3 separate regions of the Mus musculus genome follow, and all the other regions are linked to region 1. The links are chromatin contacts, found by Hi-C or POLR2A ChIA-PET in ENCODE. All regions are on one chromosome and are shown on one strand. Each heading gives the region's core, a stretch centred on a gene start or an enhancer-like site at or near the end of the contact. The rest is flanking DNA. Distances are from core to core; before and after follow the strand shown. Region 1 overlaps Plekha2 (pleckstrin homology domain-containing, family A (phosphoinositide binding specific) member 2). Region 2 holds the start of Adam9 (a disintegrin and metallopeptidase domain 9 (meltrin gamma)). Region 3 holds the start of 5830408C22Rik (RIKEN cDNA 5830408C22 gene).

The links. Hi-C counts contacts between places; a loop is a spot of excess contacts on that map. ChIA-PET counts read pairs that join two places held with the same protein, here RNA polymerase II (POLR2A).
Region 2: POLR2A ChIA-PET joins it to region 1 with 14 read pairs in Patski. The contact joins the promoter of Adam9 here to the enhancer-like site in region 1. POLR2A ChIA-PET finds 5 or more read pairs at or near these places in 2 of 5 experiments (Patski and embryonic stem cell).
Region 3: a map of heart shows a loop between it and region 1 (2.9-fold over the local background). The contact joins the promoter of 5830408C22Rik here to the enhancer-like site in region 1. A Hi-C loop is called at or near these places in 8 of 37 maps with a recorded cell type or tissue (T-helper 17 cell, gastrocnemius, heart and 2 more). POLR2A ChIA-PET finds 5 or more read pairs at or near these places in 3 of 5 experiments (Patski and embryonic stem cell).

What each region holds. Positions count from the first base shown.
Region 1 is chr8:25,066,582-25,069,903 of GRCm38, reverse strand. The region is part of intron 3 of Plekha2 (pleckstrin homology domain-containing, family A (phosphoinositide binding specific) member 2); the gene reads left to right. Among named protein-coding and RNA genes, the nearest start is that of Htra4, 29 kb to the right of the region's middle. Within about 2 kb of position 1,568, at least 1 of the 3 ENCODE cell types and tissues checked has a DNase peak (open chromatin) inside an H3K27ac peak, as active enhancers do; it is heart, where a contact is called at or near this core.
Region 2 is chr8:25,015,221-25,018,542 of GRCm38, reverse strand. It overlaps Adam9 (a disintegrin and metallopeptidase domain 9 (meltrin gamma)), which reads left to right and starts at 1,621. Exons shown (of 22, transcript NM_001270996.1): 1 at 1,621-1,858. The coding sequence starts at 1,762. It overlaps Tm2d2 (TM2 domain containing 2), which reads right to left and starts at 1,332. Exons shown (of 4, transcript NM_027194.3): 1 at 951-1,332; 2 at 390-477. The coding sequence starts at 1,174.
Region 3 is chr8:25,100,550-25,103,871 of GRCm38, reverse strand. 5830408C22Rik (RIKEN cDNA 5830408C22 gene) reads right to left here and starts at 1,693. Exons shown (of 2, transcript NR_155282.1): 1 at 1,661-1,693. It overlaps Plekha2 (pleckstrin homology domain-containing, family A (phosphoinositide binding specific) member 2), which reads left to right and starts at 2,061. Exons shown (of 12, transcript NM_031257.3): 1 at 2,061-2,212.

The DNA of each region.
Region 1 (3,322 bases), core at 319-2,818:
TGTCTGTCTGCCTGCCTGTCTGTCTGTCTGTCTCTCTTTTTTTTTGTCATCCTTAGGTCACTCCCAGGGTCAAGTGTTTGCACAGAGTGAGACAGATTGGCTTGTTCTGTCCCTGATCTCTGGAAGACTAGTGTATGGGGCTGGCATGTTAGGGGTGGGGTGGAGGGATGGAGGGGTGGGGGGGGTAAGGGGTGGGGTGGAGGGATGGAGGGGTGGGGGGGGGTAAGGGGTGGGGTGGAGGGATGGAGGGGTGGGGGGGGTAAGGGGTGGGGAGAGGTGTGTGGGGGGGTGCTGTCCTCCAGAGGGCCGACCCAAAGATGGAAGTATCTGTCTCCAGGACATAATGACAACAGAAGCAGTCTGGTTGGGCAAACTAGGAAATAACTGAACCTGGCCCATGGTGTTATCTTTTCATTGTCCTTCTGTCCCATCCCAGAGGTCTTCACACAGCCAGCCCCCAGCCCTACTGGATCTATTTTTTGAGGGCTTCTGATAGATAACAGGTCCTCCAAAAATACTGGCTATTAACTATTTGTGTGTTGTGGGCTGGGTGTGGACGGGTAGAGAGAGAGACTCCAAAACAGTGATTCTCAACCTGTGGGTCGGGACCCCTTGAGGTGTTGAGCGACCCTTTCACAGGGGTCACCTAAGACCATAGGCAAACACAGAGATTTCCACTATGGTTCATAACTGTAGCAAAATTACAATTAGGAAATAGCAAGAAAATAATTCTATGGTTGGGTAGCATGAGGAACTGTATTTGAGGGCCACAGTTGGACAGAACACAGGGTCCCCAATGAAGGTGATAGAGAAAGTACCCAAGGAGCTGAAGGGGTCTGCAGCCCCATAGGAGGAACAACAATATGAACCAACCAGTACCCCCAGAGCTCCCTGGGACTAAACCACCAACCAAAGAAAACACATGGTGGTGGGACTCATGGCCCTAGCTGCATATGTAGCAGAGGATAGCCTAGTCAGTCATCAATGGGAGGAGAGGCCCTTGGTCCTGTGAAGGTTCTGTGCCCCAGTATAGGGGAATGCCAGGTTAAGGAAGTGGGAGTGGGTGGATTGGTGAGCAGGGGGAGGGGAGAGGGGATAGGAGATTTTTAGAGAGGAAACTAGGAAAGGGGATAACATTTGAAATGTAAATAAAGAAAATTTCAAATAAAAAAAGCAAAGGAAAGGAAAGGAAAGAAGAGAAGAGAAGAGAAGAGAAGAGAAGAGAAGAGAAGAGAAGAGAAGAGAAAAGAAAAGAAGAGGCCACGGTGTTAGGAAGGCTGAGAGCTACTACTGCTCTGGAGAGCCCACTGAAGGGCACTGATAAATTTCCAGATAAATATGCTTACGTATGTACCAACTTGAAAGGCCTCTGATGATTGTGTGGGTGGCTTTCTTACTTTGTTGCGGGACAGTCTCCTCTGACACTGGGGCATGCTTTTGAGTTCTCCAAGACCTTCCTCTGCTTTTGTCCCGGGTGCTGAGAGGCCTCACTTCCGGCCAACGGCAGACAGGGTGTGGCTGGCCCTCACGGTGTCCCGACGCTTGGGTGACGCTTAGGTTGCTACTGCGTCTGATAATCGAAAGCTCCTGAGACTGTCCAGCTGCCAGGTGGCTCTTCTGCGTCACTCGTGGGGGGCCCCAAGGGTATTCTTTTCTTCACCCCGACACTCTCTCGATGTTGGCGTGCTCACAGGACCTGCCAGCCGACCACTGTTGGGCAGTGACTCAATTGTGTCTGCCTTGTGGTATGAGAATGTTTGTGCCTGGGTGCCCTCGCTTGAGTCAGACTGTTGGATGTCCTCACCCACCTGTGGCCACACTGCTTCCTGTAGGGCCTGTGCTCTTCCTGTGTTTGAAGATGGTTGTAGCCTGACACTGTCACCAACGGGTGGAAGGTAGATGCGGGGGGGGGGCAGGGGGGGGCTGTCCAAGCCTCTGGGGGCAGGCTGTCAGGGACAGGCCAAAGTCAGAGTTCTGCAACAGCCCTTCTCTGTGGACGTAGCCACAGGTGGACAAATTAATTTTTCGTGCCTGCTGCCCTGTGTCTGTGAGAAGGACATTTACCTTCTCACGTTGGTGTTACTAAGGGAGAAACTGGTCTATGGAGGTTCTTAACCCTGGTCTACAGCTAATCAGGACAGAACAGGGATCAATCTCATTAGTTTGGCAATGAATTACTTTGCCCAACAACACTTCCATGCTAAGCCATGAGGCTGGGGCACACTGTAAATGCACATGCATGTGGACCCTCCGACTATAAAGTGCATATACGAATATGAACAAGCAGAAAGCCGTGTATGGCCTTTGGAAGCTCTGGTTCTCACAATAACTGCATGGGTAGCATTTTCCCAGGCTGACTAATCAGTGCAGTGAGCATGATCATTTGTAATCCACGTGGGGTCAAAGGGTCAGCCAGTGGCACTCTGTTCAGCCGGTGATAAATAGGAGTCTCCCCAGGAAAGGGCGATGCTACAGACAAGGTAGAGAGGATCTTAGGGACCAAGCTTCTCAACTCCATCAAAATTGCCAGCTGGATGAGAAGGAAGCTGGGAGGTGGGTGGGTTCCTAGGGCCAGAAAACAGCAGGTCCGTGACACTCAGGGTTAATGCAGGAACCCAGCCAAGCACAGCACAGCACAGCCCAACCCAACCCAACACAGCACAACCCAGCCCAGCCCAGCATACTATAGCATAGCATAGCATAGCATAGCATAGCATAGCATAGCATAGCATAGCATAGCATAGCATAGCATAGCATAGCATAGCCCAGCCCAGCCCAGCCCAGCCCAGCCCAGCCCAGCCCAGCCCAGCCCAGCCCAGCCCAGCCCAGCCCAGCCCAGCACAGCACAGCACAGCACAGCACAGCACAGCCAAGCATAGCATAGCCCAGCACAGCACAGCCCAGCATAGCCCAGCACAGCACAGCACAGCCTAGCCCAGCCCAGCCCAGCCCAGCCCAGCCCAGCCCAGCCCAGCCCAGCCCAGCCCAGCCCAGCCCAGCCCAGCCCAGCACAGCACAGCCCAGCACAGCATAGCCCAGCATAGCACAGCACACACAGCACAGCACAGCCCAGCACAGCCCAGCATAGCCCAGCCCAGCCCAGCACAGCACAGCACAGCACAGCACAGCACAGCACAGCACAGCCCAGCCCAGCCCAGCATAGCACAGCACAGCACAGCACAGCACTGCACAGCCCAGCCCAGCCCAGCCCAGCCCAGCCCAGCCCAGCCCAGCCCAGCACAGCCCAGCACAGCCCAGCCCAGCCCAGCACAGCACAGCACAGCACAGCACAGCACAGCACAGCACAGCACAGCACAGCACA
Region 2 (3,322 bases), core at 372-2,871, 51 kb after region 1:
GTGTGTAACCAAGAAAGGCCAGTTCAGCACCAGCTTTACAAAGTGCATGGCTTTGCTGTTGTTGCTGCTGCTCTGTTAAGAAAAGCCTTGCTTTGAAAGTACAGTCGATGTCTTGGCTTTAATTTGTTAGTTTCAACAGTCAAAGGAAGCAATACAGGTTGGTCTTTGCACTTGGGTGGCTTGGGCACAGGCATGGTTGGTTCCTGAGGAAAGCAAATGTGCTCTTCAGCCGTTAAAACCTTTGTCATGTTTCCAGCGACAGTTATACGGATGAAGTTGTAAAAAAAAAAAAAAAAAATCAAGTCTGTCTGTATGCCCTTCTGTAATTCTTTAACAGCACCCGGCCATGCTTCCCACGAAGGTGCCTGTACAAAGAACAAAATCCTCACCTTGAGACAACCATAACCAAGCTCCTGGGAGGCAGTTGCATTTCCAACGTGATCCACTGGGGCATCACAGTCTACGAACTCGTCGGGTCTGCAAATCAGTAAGATTTTTCATCAGTGCCTTTTGCCGATTGCTTCTGTGTCCGCACGCAATGCTATTTTCGTTCCTCTTTTAATATCTGTTCCTCCTTCTGTACTGGGAACTGGATACGCTAGAGGTGCTATCTACCTTTGAGCTACATTTCCAGCCCTTGAATTTTCTTTCTTTCTTTTTTTTTTAAATTTGAGACAAGTTACCCAGGCTGGCTGGTTGGCCTTGAACTCATCCTGTAACCAAGGCAGCAGAAAGGGTGCAGGAAGTGGAAGGGTTCTGTAGCCTACATTACTCCTTCCCAGTATCTACCACTAACACACAGTTTAATTGCTTTCTGTGGCAGGGCAATTGAGAGGCACCAGTCCCGGAATCACCTCCCCGAGGTGGAAGCAGCCTTCCGCTCCCACAACCAACAGCTATCCCTGGCCCGATCCCCCTCTAGGTCCGCCCGCCACGTCCCGGCAGCTTACAGGTAAGAGCAAAGGATGACTGGCGAGTTGGGGTCGCTGTATTCCCAGCTTGAGGCCGCGGGACCCTCGAGGTGAGCGGCGCCCGAGGGTGTGAGATCCAGTTCGGCCGTAGCATTAAACGAGTGGCTCCGAGAAACACAGTGCAGCAGCAGCAGGTTCCCCAATAGCAGGGCCGCCTGGCCGCACAGCAATAGGTAACTCACAGGGCAGCCGCCCAGCACCATCTTCCCGGGGGCCGGTCCTAGAGACCTGGCCTAAAAACAAAGCCAGGCCGCCACGGCCCACCGGAGCCCGGCGCTGTCAGGCCTCTCTCTACGTCGGGTACGCAACCCTCCGTTCCACAGCCAACCCGTGCGCAGCTCGACGCTCCGCCTGCCACTACGGCCAATCAGAAACGGCCAGGGGAAAGGTGTGGCCTGGCTTCGCTCCGCCCTCCAGTAGACCCTTCACTGCTGCACGGAGCGGAGGGAGGGTGGAGCTTCCCTTAGCCCCGCCCTCCAGCCCCTCCTACCTTCTCTAGTCTCCGCTGAGCGGGCGGAGGGGCGGAACAGCCGGGCGCGAACTGGAGCGGCGGCGGCGGCGGCCGCCGGTGGGTTGGCCAGACTGTATTTTCCCTACGTCAGCCTCTGGCCGCGGGATCGGGAAAGGGGCGGGGTTTTTGGGGGGGGGGGGGTTGCTGCGTCAGTGCCGCGCGCGTGCTCGCCGAGGGCGAGCGCCCCGCCAGCCCGGGGGCCCCCGCGGGGTTGCAAGGATGACCGAAGGGGCGGAGGCGGCGGCCGCGCGTTGAGCGGAACCTGCCGAAGCCCTCGCTATGGGGCCGCGCGCGCTCTCGCCCCTTGCCTCTCTGCGACTAAGGTGGCTGCTGGCGTGTGGCTTGCTGGGCCCAGTCCTCGAGGCCGGGCGACCAGGTGGGTGCCGGACGGGAACCGTGCTGTGGGGAGTGAGTGCTGGGTGGTGAGGGCTGCGAGGCGGACCCTGGGCTCCGGCTCCCCTGTCAGCGCTGACCCGGAGCCCGGTGGCCGGCGGCCGGCTGCACTGTGGCGGTGCGCTCGCTACTCCCGGGCTGCAGCGAGTGCTTTGCGGGTGGAGTGGCTGTCACCAGCTCTGGGCTGGGAGATGGAACTTTTGCTTCAGTCTATCAGGATTTGGGGTTTGACGTTCGCCGTCTTGGACGACTCAGCAGTAGGTCCACAGGGATCCCGATGGAGAAGAGGGCGGGTTTTCCTTGGGCCGTTTTTTTTTTTTTTTTTTTTTTTTTTTTTGTTAGTAAGGATACTTAAAATAATAAAATCAACGAAACGCTACGTTTCTAGAGCCTGTAGTTCAATCTATCTAAATCTGGACAAAGAATCTCTGCTCTGTTTAACCCAGGGGATTATCGGAAAGAATTAAATTACTGTTCGCCAGCACATCTGAATTGTGAAACTTCCCGTAAATATGTAAGATATTTATATTGTGGATGATGAAACTGAATGGGAACACACTAGGTTCTTTTTTTCCTGGAAATAAGTTATTTATTTCATCCTTTGTATTAAATTAGTGTTTGCATGGCTTAGTTATCTCTTTGAGCTCCGGGAACACTATGGACAATAGAAGGCTTTACAAAATTGTTGCCTTCAAAGGTGATGAGTGTAGATTTGAGTTCAGGACCGCTGACCTTCACGAAACTAATTACAGCTTCTTGTCTTTGGCTTTCTCCTTTTTAATTAAGTTAGCGTCCTCCTGGAGTTTATAAATACTGACAAATTTTCAATGGGATGCTTCCAGGACGTGTCTGATGAAACGTGCTGTTCTAGTTAACAATATCGCTATGAAAGGAACTGAAATTTTAATAATCTCTAACTTCTTGTGTTTGCCAGCAAAAACCAGATTATATTTTTAGTACATGTATATGTTTGTTGTTACACATGGGCATAAAAATGAATGGAATATCCTTGTGTTCTTCAGTTGCTGCTGCAATGGGCCAGCTGCTCACATAGGCATGAGTATTCGCTTTGGAAATCTATCCAGCCTTCATCAGGAAGGAAACCCATTCCTGATGCTTTTGGAGGATCTAAAGGGTGACCATGTGGACTAAGATATAGGAGAGATGCTGAAGGGTTTTTTTTTTTTTGTTTGTTTGTTTTTGTTTTTTGTTTTTTGGTGTTGTGTGTGTGTGTGTGTGTGTGTGTGGTTTTTTTTTTTCCTTTTTTGAAAGTGTGATTTTTGAACTGAGCTAAAAGGGTGAGAGAATTTCAACTTAAAAAGAGTGGAGGGATCCATTATAAACATAAGGAGCTTTATTTTTACCCCCTCCAAGAGTAAGTGGTTATAAAAGAAAACAACTTGTTGGAAAAGGGTGAGAGTGTTAATGTGTGGTTAGGTAGCTTGTG
Region 3 (3,322 bases), core at 444-2,943, 34 kb before region 1:
GGTGAGATTCACTACCTGTCACAGAGGCTCTTCTGGCTCTTCAGGATATTGAAGGCGGATTTCTCTGCGGCCCAGAAGGGTACACACAGGTTCCTACCTTGTCTTTGTTGGAAACTGAGGCCTTTGGCTTCTCTGCCTGCCAGGCAGCCAATACAGTAGTGCTCAGAAAATATTTGTGGGTCTGTGACTGGGTGAGTCAGGCAGGCCTCACAGGAGCCGTTTTATGGGTTTTAATAGGAACCATACCGTGAAATCCGAAGCACCACGGCACTGCTGCTTAGCGATCACCCCAGCGGGAGTTTTGGGCAGCACTCATTCAGCAAATTTAACCTGAGCTGATGGTTTAGAGCAGCCTCCATTTTACGGTAAAAATGACCATCTCGTTAAAAAAAAAAAAAAAAAAAAGTACATAGCACCTTTGTGTAGGAAGGAAACCCCGCAAGAATTGACTCGCTTGACCCAGATATAGAAACTGAGGCACTGAGCGGGGTCACGGGTCACCAGCTGCCTAAGGAATGGGAGCCGGTTAGGAGAAATGCTACTTGAAGCCCCAATGCAGGGCAAGGGACCTCCTCAAACGTACAAAATTGACGTTGATGTTTATTTCAAGGGAAATGGCTCCCCTCTCCCCACCTCGTTTTCTTTTCCTTCCTCATTCAGAGCATAATGTTCTAAAGCAAACGTCTTTTTTTCACACCTGAGCGAACTGGGCGGCTCATTTTCGCTTTGGCTATCAAAATAGAAGAGGAAGCGCCTGCGGTTTCATCAGGGGAGCTTTCGGGGCGTGTGCTGCCGGGCGTCCCGCCTTCCTGCCGGCTCACCTGGCTGCAGCCCTCAGCCCCCAGGCTGCCAGGCTGCCTTTGCCTCGCACCGTACTTCCCACCCGCGAAGCCAGGCCTAGTCCTGCAGAGCTTCCGGGGGCGACTTTTTCACTACACACTCCGAGTACCTTGGACCCACACGGCTGACATCAGCATCCTCCTCCCCGCCCCCAGCCCCCAAAGCCGCATCTCTCGGTGCTCGGTCCCTGGGCTGACAATTTTACCGTAAAATTGAGTCCACTTTGTCTGCCTGGCGTTACTTATATTTAAATGTCAATGTCTCCACGAGGGAGGCCTGCGTTAGACCGGACAGACCTGCCCTCTACTGACTGGGGACCCAGAACAAGTTACCTAATGTCTTGGAGTCTCGGTTTCCTCATCGGCCCCAGCACCGGATTGATACCTACGGGTTGCTGTGTGACTGAAGGGCGAGGGCGCTGGAGTTCTGTCTGGTCACCCTAGGCTGAACCTATCGAATCCAGCTTCTCTTTCCCACTTCTCTCCGTGCTCCAAGAAGGGCCAGGCAAGCTGGGTCAGGGCGTTGGCGACCCTCTTAGCTCCGGGGGGTGCACTTTAGACCGCAGGGGGCGATGCGTTCCTCTCTCCACCCCTAAACTCCCAACGCCCCCTCGCCCTCCGGGCAGCCGCGGTTTGGGCCGGCTGCACAGTGCGCAGAAGTAGGCTCGGGACGTGACGGTCGAGCACCCCATCGCGGACACCTGCTGCAGCCGGGTTACATCCCACCAACCTCCTCCCCCCCGCCATCCCCCGCTGCTGTCCCCTCGAGGTCTCCGCACCCCTCTCCTCCCCCCTGGAGGCCCGAGGAGCATTGTACTCACATCCGGGGCTGGGTTTTGCTTTAATGTGAAACGAAATTAACCCGGAAAAAAAGAGTCGAGAGACGGCCTTGGAGGACAGCTGAGGATAAGGGAGAAGTGTGCCGCAGGACAGGCGGGAAGCGAAGCCCCGAGGCGCAGAGCTCTGGGACCCGATGCGACCCTTGCTGCGCAGAGCGCGGTGAGTCGGGCAGAGAGGCGCAAGGGTCCGGGCGCGGAGGGCAGAGAGGGGAGCAGGGCGGCTGGGTTTGCTTGGTGGCGCCAGTCCGGGTGGTGGACGGCGACCGGAGGTGGCCCAATGGGCCACCTCCCCTAGCTCCCAGGAAAGCCCCAAATGCAGCCCCTCCTCCAGTGCACTGGCGCCTCCTGGGTGACCAAGGTCGCCACCGCCAGGGGTCGGGCTGTGGGGTGGGGCGTGTGGGGGCGGTGTCCTGTGGAGCTGCAGATTCTCACGTTTGCAGCGGCGAAACTTCTCCGAGGTTCAAGCACAGGGGTGGTAGCCCCTCAAGGACTGCCCGGGCAGCGGGTAGGGGAGGAGCGCAGAGAACGTCCCAGGCAAGTCCCTCAGGCACGAGTTGGGTGTTGGAGCCTCTTCCTTCTCCTTCTCACTCCTTTTTAACTTGGCGCGGGCCTAGAATGCTACCCTGGGGAGACTCCTCCTTTCGTCTGCTCCCGCCATGGGCTTCTGGGATTCCTGGCAATGGAGGTGACTTGGTGGAAAACGTAGGTCGGTTCCAGGTTAGGTAACCCTTTCGAGGGGAAGCCTCAAAAGGCTGTCCCCTTTAACGTCCGCGCTTCCCTGTTCTGCTCAGCCATGGAGACTTAAAATTTAAAAGGAAAAGAAAAGAAGAAAGGAGAGATGGGGCCAGGTCGTGTGGGAAGGGAAAAAAAGTATCAGGGCATGACCAGGGCACCCTTGTACACCTTCTGCCCTGGGCAGCCCTGCCCCGAGTCTTTCACCTTTAAGGCTTCCTTCCTTCGTGAACATCTTCCGTTTGTACTCCTTCTGTCCCTGATTGGACTCAATTAAGAGTTTTTCAGAGGCGCATAAACACTAGAGGAGGAGCAGGGGAGAACGAACCAGTTGCGGCTCCTGGGAGCATTTTGGTTTGCAGTAGAGGCTGAAGTTCCAAAATTGTGCTAGTGTTCTTAATGTCTTTGATTAGCTGTCCCCCATCCCCCACTCTTTCTTTGTTGCCTCCCACTCCTCCACCCCCCCACCCCCCTCCAGGAGGAGTATAACGCTTCCAGCAACAGCTAAGCAGAAGACACAGGAAGGGTAGAAGTTTTATCTTCAACTTGGTTGCATCTAGTGACTTGTTAATAATAATGATAATAACTTGGTAATAAGAACGTACTGAGTTAGCAGTGGGCCAGCAGCTCACCGGGTCTTTAGGGAGTTGTCAGACTAGTGAAGGACCCTGGCTGTGCAGAGCATCAAACTGGAGTCCCTGGTGTTTGGAGAAGCCAGAGGAGGATTTCTGAAGCATAATCAGTGGCCTTGGCAGAGTTTAGCTTTCCCTGGGTGCTGCCTGAGGCAGGGTTCTAAGAAGAGTAGAGTTTGTTGAGCAAATGAATGAAAGCTATCACTGAGAAGAAACAGAAGAAAGGTGGGGCCTCAGGTTGTGTCAGGCAACGTTTCTCTAGCTATTGTCTTTAGACTGA